2 separate regions of the Mus musculus genome follow, and region 2 is linked to region 1. Evidence: chromatin loops called from intact Hi-C (ENCODE). Cell type or tissue: left cerebral cortex. All regions are shown on one strand. Each heading gives the region's core, and the rest is flanking DNA. Links, peaks and the distances in the headings are about the cores only.

Region 1 (2,808 bases), core at 130-2,629:
GACATGCATGCAGGGTTCTAAGTACTCATATGCTCATGTTGATGACAACAGGACCCAACCGACCATAGGGTAGAAACAACAGTCGTGGTTGCTTGCTGTCTGGAAGAATTACACAGCGACTGCTGTGTGCTCAGGACCCCACATTCTTCAGCTTTAAGAAGGAGTTAATTAGTGTCAGCCTCCCAGTTGCCATGTGAGGAAGACATTGAGAGTCCAGAGCCAGCCTCATCCCTATGTTCTAGCTCCACAAGCACAGAGGACGCTTGGGTCCTGACGACTGCAAGCATCAGACATTAGCAAGGACAGTAGGAGTCCCATCACTAGCAGAGAACACAAAACTCCCCCCAGGAGGTCAACCTAGAGGCCTGTGGAGCCTTGGTCAGTAAGCATACAAGCACAGTGGCGCCATGACAGGAAGGCTTGCCCCCGTGCGTGGGAACCCTGGCCCTACTACAGGAGTCTGGGCATGTGAGAGATCACCAAGGGGCCGTGAATAGTGAGGGGCAGCTCATCTCAGGAGCCTTTGAAAGATGAATGAGGATGAGAACGCCTGTGTCCTGGTGACACAGAGAGGTGTTCATGAAGTAGTGACAGTTATCAAAGAGAGGAGGAGGAGGAGGAGGAGGAGGAGGAGGAGGAGGAGGAGGATGGAGGAAGACTATGGGTCACCAGCAAAGGCAGCTGGTGGAGACAGAAAGTGTACCAGGCACAGTGAAGAGGAAAAGAGGTCACGATGCTAAAAGAATAGGGCAGACAGGAGAGGACAAATCTGTGTATCACATGCAGGGCGTGGAGCAGAGACTGGGAATGCGGATCTCTGTGCTGTGTCTGTTCCCTGTGAGGCCAGACAATGAGCCCTGAAGTTGATGTCTAGAGGCAGAGCCGTTGAGCGTGTAGAAGTAGAGAAATGTAACTTAAGGGTTGTAGTGGCTGAGCAGGGGTATTGTGAGGGAAAGGGAGCCTGTGAGGAAGAGAGTAGTGCGGAGTGAGGGCGTGGGTAGGCGTGTTTAAGGTGTGCTTTTGTATCTGGAGAAGCTGGTGCGAGCTAGGTGCCGGTTGCCTAGCGAGATGAGGGTGCAATGAGGTTTCGTGGGTGTTGGATTTTTAGTGGGCATGGGTACTTTATCTCATTCGGTAGCTGGTCTTTTCTTGGCGAGAAAAAAAAAATGTGTAGACCAGGCTGTCCTCGAACTCCAGATCCTCCTGCCTCTGCCTCCTTCAGCAAATCCTACCGGCCTGCGCCACCAGTACCGGCGGTTGTTCTAGCTCTTTCAAACATATTTAACTACGATCTATCATGACGTCACTAGCCCCGCCCATGGAGGAGGAGTCCGGAGCCTTAGTTGCAGTACTACGCCCTACCTTCCCGCCACCCAAACCTTAGCATTAAACAGGACTCACCAACACTCCCGAACTCATGGCCACCACCCCTTTCTCCAAGGATTCATTGCCTCAAAAGCCCTGAAGGCGCTTCTCGCTCCCTGCCGGTCTTCCCGGGAAGCGCACTCCCTCACCCTCAGGCAGCTCTGTATTCAGTCTCAACTGAGACCATTGTAAAACATCTTCAAGATTCACGCAGCCTCTTTTGCCTATTCCCGTGTCTCTGGACAGTACTTTGATGTCACAACCAAGAAGTCACCACATACAACGACATTAGTATTTTCCTCTATGTTTTGCTATCGAAATTTTAGAATGTTAGAGTTTTGTTTATCTCTTTAACTCATTCAGATTTAATTTTTGTACATGGTAAACAGTAAGACCTAAATCTGTCATTCAGTTTTTCCATCATTCGCTCAATAGACTGTAGTTGCTGTCGTCCCCCTGGACCCTGCCCCCCATGGTGTGGTTTTGGTAACCTTGTGAAAACCATGTTACCATTACGTGAACATTTAATATTCATTGCTCTCTATTTTTCACTTTGACCTATTTTTCCTCTATGTCAGTATCTCATATTTACTTCATTATTATAGGTTACTAGTGTGTTTTCAAATAAGCCCACAGCTTTGTACATATTTGAAGTGTTTTGAACGATTCAACTCCCATGCAGTTCTAGAAGACATTATTAGTGTTTGATAGGGAATGCTTTGAACCTGTAGATCACTGTTAGTCTGACCATCTCAACAATATTCCTCATTCAACTCATTAACCCAAGACGCCATTTATTAGTGTTTGCTTTAACTTCATGCAGCAATGTTTTCTGACTCTCATTATGTGAAACATTCCCATTTATAATTTGGTTTATTCCTAAATTATTCAGTCTGTTTCCTGGTATTGTTAGTGGAATTATTTAAGCTTTCCCCTAACATTGCTCATTGTTGGTGATGTATACTGGTGACTGTAATGATTTAAATAAGAAATGTCCTGCACAGTCTTGAGCATTTGAACACTGGATTTAGGAGGTGTGGCCTTGCTGGAAGAGTATGTCACATGTCACTGGGGACAGGCTTTGAGACTGTAAGGTCCCGCCTTACTTCCAGTTGTCTCTCTCTGTTTCCTGCTTGTGCTTCAAGATTTGAGCTCTTAGCATCCTGTTCCAGCCATCATGCCTGCTTGCTGGCTCTGCCCTGCTAATATAGATTCTAATCTTTTGGAAATATAAGCCAAAATTAACTCTTTCTTTTATAGATTGCCTTGGACATGATGTTTTATACTGAAAGACTCCTAGAGGAGCCCCTCGCTCAGGCCTCGGGACAGTAGTGGACACCCAAGAACTCACGATAGACCAAGGTTGATGTAAACCACATGAGGCTTTATTCAGGGAAAGCCAGAGCTCTGGGGACAACTCGTATCCCACGCAGGGGTAGAGGA
Region 2 (2,808 bases), core at 62-2,561, 770 kb after region 1:
GAAGGAAGAAGACACCTGGAGCAGGGGCATATTGCTTGTCTTGTACTACTCTGAAATCTTCTCCATTACTGATATGCATAAAAAAACCAAAGAGATCCAATCTTAAAAATTACAACAGTACAAGAAACATTTGATGTGGCTATATGAGAAAATGTGGTCCTTTTAAAACTGCCCTTTGTATGGTTGAAGAAAGCAACTTAAAAGGTTTTTTTTTTTATCTGATTGTTAGTTTATAAATGTACCTGTGTACAACATTTTAAAGAACCTTCTGAGAATCAATAGTAAAATTGTGAAAATAGATACATTTTGTATTTTAATATGACTTATTTTTATTTTATTTGTGTGGGGGTTCTGCCTATATGTATGTATGTGCACCACGGACATGCAGTAACGTAGTAGAGGTCAGAGAGGGTATTAGGTCCCCTGAAACTGGAGTTACAGATACTCCTGAGCTGTCATGTGGGAGTTGGAAATCAAACCCTGGTCCTCTAGTAGAGCAGTCAGTGTTCTTAACCACTGAACCATTCTCCAGCTCCCAATACATTTTGCATTCTAATGTAAACGACTAGCATTTTAAAAATCCTAAGAGCTGATTAACCAACATTTCATCTTTAAATTTTCATGTACTGCATACATTTTCAGTGGACTGAAGAACTGCCCTTCAACTAGCTGAGACTGTACATCTATAAAAAAAAAAAACAAAACAACAACAACAAAAAAACAAACCTGAAGGTTACTCAGAAAACAACACTATTACCATTTTCATCCCAGATCTGTCTCAACTGGTTGTAAAATTTCTTCTGAAAGACTTAATTGTATTTGGGTCAAGGGTAAAATGAGTAGCTGGGTATTAAACTATTTTTAATTTGAAAATAAAAACAACAATAAATAAATACAACAATATTATATACCAATTCATTTGTCTTCATATGTAAGAAAGATTACCAGGAGAAAACCAAGAAGTGGGCTATGTATTTCATGTTCTTGTTTTGCCAGTTAAATTCAGTTCACTTTATTTTGCCCATATTTTATAACCATATCACTAAGTCATGTACATAAAATCAGGCAACAGGGCTGCTTGCCTGGTACCACTTAGTAGTCATTTTATTTTCACAGCACAAAGCATCCTTGAACTTTATCTCCGATGTTCCCAAGATATAGGTCTGGAGTTACTGCCAGTAGAATCAGAAGGGTGACCCCGCATCCAAAGAGTCTTAAGATGGAAACCCGGTATGTCAGAGGGGCCTGGGCTGACTCTCTCTATACTATTGAGGGTCTTCCACCAGCATGCCAGTCAGAGCTTTTGGTGCCCAATAAGGCCTTTTCATCAGGACAACTACCCTACAGGTGATACCCACCCCAGAGCAAAGTATTGTTGGGGAAACATAGACACCTAAATGATTTGACCTCTGTATTTTCAAGAACTCAACAACCATGCTTCTGGGTGAACCTTATAAAATGAATGGATTCATCTCTCCTTGAACGTGAGTGAAGCCTGGTGTTCATCGCTGGCATCGCTTCTTCTAACCTTGATGACTTCATGTTCTTCACCCTTACACTTCTTCAAATCCATGAGTCATGCTCTGTTTATGTTGTCTCAGAACCAATTCTAGCACAGATCCAAACATAAGGACACCAGTCAGAAGGAGGAGTTGGGGCAGAGAAGGCAGGCCAGTCGTGGGTGCCAGGCAAAGGTCAAAATGCAAGCACAGGACATTTCAGCCCGGGCTACAAATCTCGTGACGCCTGGCACTTTTCCAACTCCAGACTCCTGATTCCATTGCTCTGGAAACAGCTGGATTTTCTTCCTCTGTGTTTGTTTTGGGCATCAAACAAGAAACTTGAAGGGGAGGGAAGACGACATTTGTTAGAGCATTCTTTGAATTAACAAATTACCTTTAATATCAATCCTCAAAAATAAAAACCCGACTACATGATTTTTGCGTTTCGATGGAGTGGTTTAGGAAAAGCTTGGGTGAAAAGAAGATACACAAATAAACAAAGCTTCTGTCCACCCGGATCCAGCAGGTCCTTAGCGCCGGGGGCGGAGCGGGGGTGGGGCGTCGTGATGTCACAGCACCGCCCTGGTGTTTTTGTGTTTCCAGCTCTTGGGAAAAGCCACCCTATTTCTTTACCTGGTGGTCCTTTACCTTCAGGCCGCGAGATCTCCAGGTCCTTCTCTGGACGTTTAGCCACGTAGTGCGGCGACTGGCGCGTGGGAGCTGACGCGGGTGGAGCGATTGTGATAAGGCTGACATTGACTGGGGGTGGCCAGACGCGAGACGCAGTCATCAGCGCGCGCAGCAGGCCCCGTCCGGGGAGCCCCTACATCCTGAGGTCCATCATGAAGTTCCAGTATAAGGAGGACCACCCCTTCGAGTATCGGAAAAAGGAAGGTGAAAAGATTAGGAAGAAATACCCGGACCGGGTGCCGGTGAGTGGGGGCGGGGAGGGAGAAGGCAAGCTTGAGGAGTTTGGGAGCTGGTTGCCCTGGAGCTACCGAGGTAGCCTGGCGATGGCGGGTGGCCCTGGCACAGGAGGGTCATCGGAATCAAGTATTCTTGACCGGCTTTGACAAGCTTGTATCCCCAGGGCCTGTAGCCACTTTTGGCATCTCGAAAGCGCAGCGTGCGCGTGGTGGGTGAGTCAGCAGGATTCAGCACCCATGGAGGTTGGGATGTGCGCGTGGCGAGGCCTGTGTGTGCGGGGGCGACTGGTTGGGGGCCGCAGATAGGATATGCTATAGAAAAACGCGTCCCAACCCTGTAGCAGCAGGTGAGATGAGCCTTGTGCCCATCCATGTCTGCT

The links. Peaks named below come from ENCODE experiments on the same cell type or tissue, not always from the same donor. Only the 100,000 strongest peaks of a DNase experiment are listed, where the experiment ranks them.
Region 2: it touches region 1 in a loop (5-fold over the local background); 5 of 42 quality-filtered maps call a loop at or near these places.

What each region holds. Positions count from the first base shown.
Region 1 is chr6:128,762,969-128,765,776 of GRCm38, forward strand. No RefSeq gene overlaps it. Among named protein-coding and RNA genes, the nearest start is that of Klrb1c, 24 kb to the right of the region's middle. In left cerebral cortex, for the core only: a CTCF peak has its summit at 1,448; DNase peaks (open chromatin) are centred at 483, 1,392 and 2,470; H3K4me3 peaks cover 1,165 bases; H3K27ac peaks cover 962 bases.
Region 2 is chr6:129,531,103-129,533,910 of GRCm38, forward strand. Gabarapl1 (gamma-aminobutyric acid (GABA) A receptor-associated protein-like 1) reads left to right here and starts at 2,090. Exons shown (of 4, transcript NM_020590.4): 1 at 2,090-2,434. The coding sequence starts at 2,345. It overlaps 1700101I11Rik (RIKEN cDNA 1700101I11 gene), which reads right to left and starts at 2,182. Exons shown (of 2, transcript NR_045270.2): 1 at 2,136-2,182; 2 at 845-1,840. In left cerebral cortex, for the core only: a CTCF peak has its summit at 1,488; DNase peaks (open chromatin) are centred at 1,757 and 2,109; H3K4me3 peaks cover 1,076 bases; H3K27ac peaks cover 1,306 bases.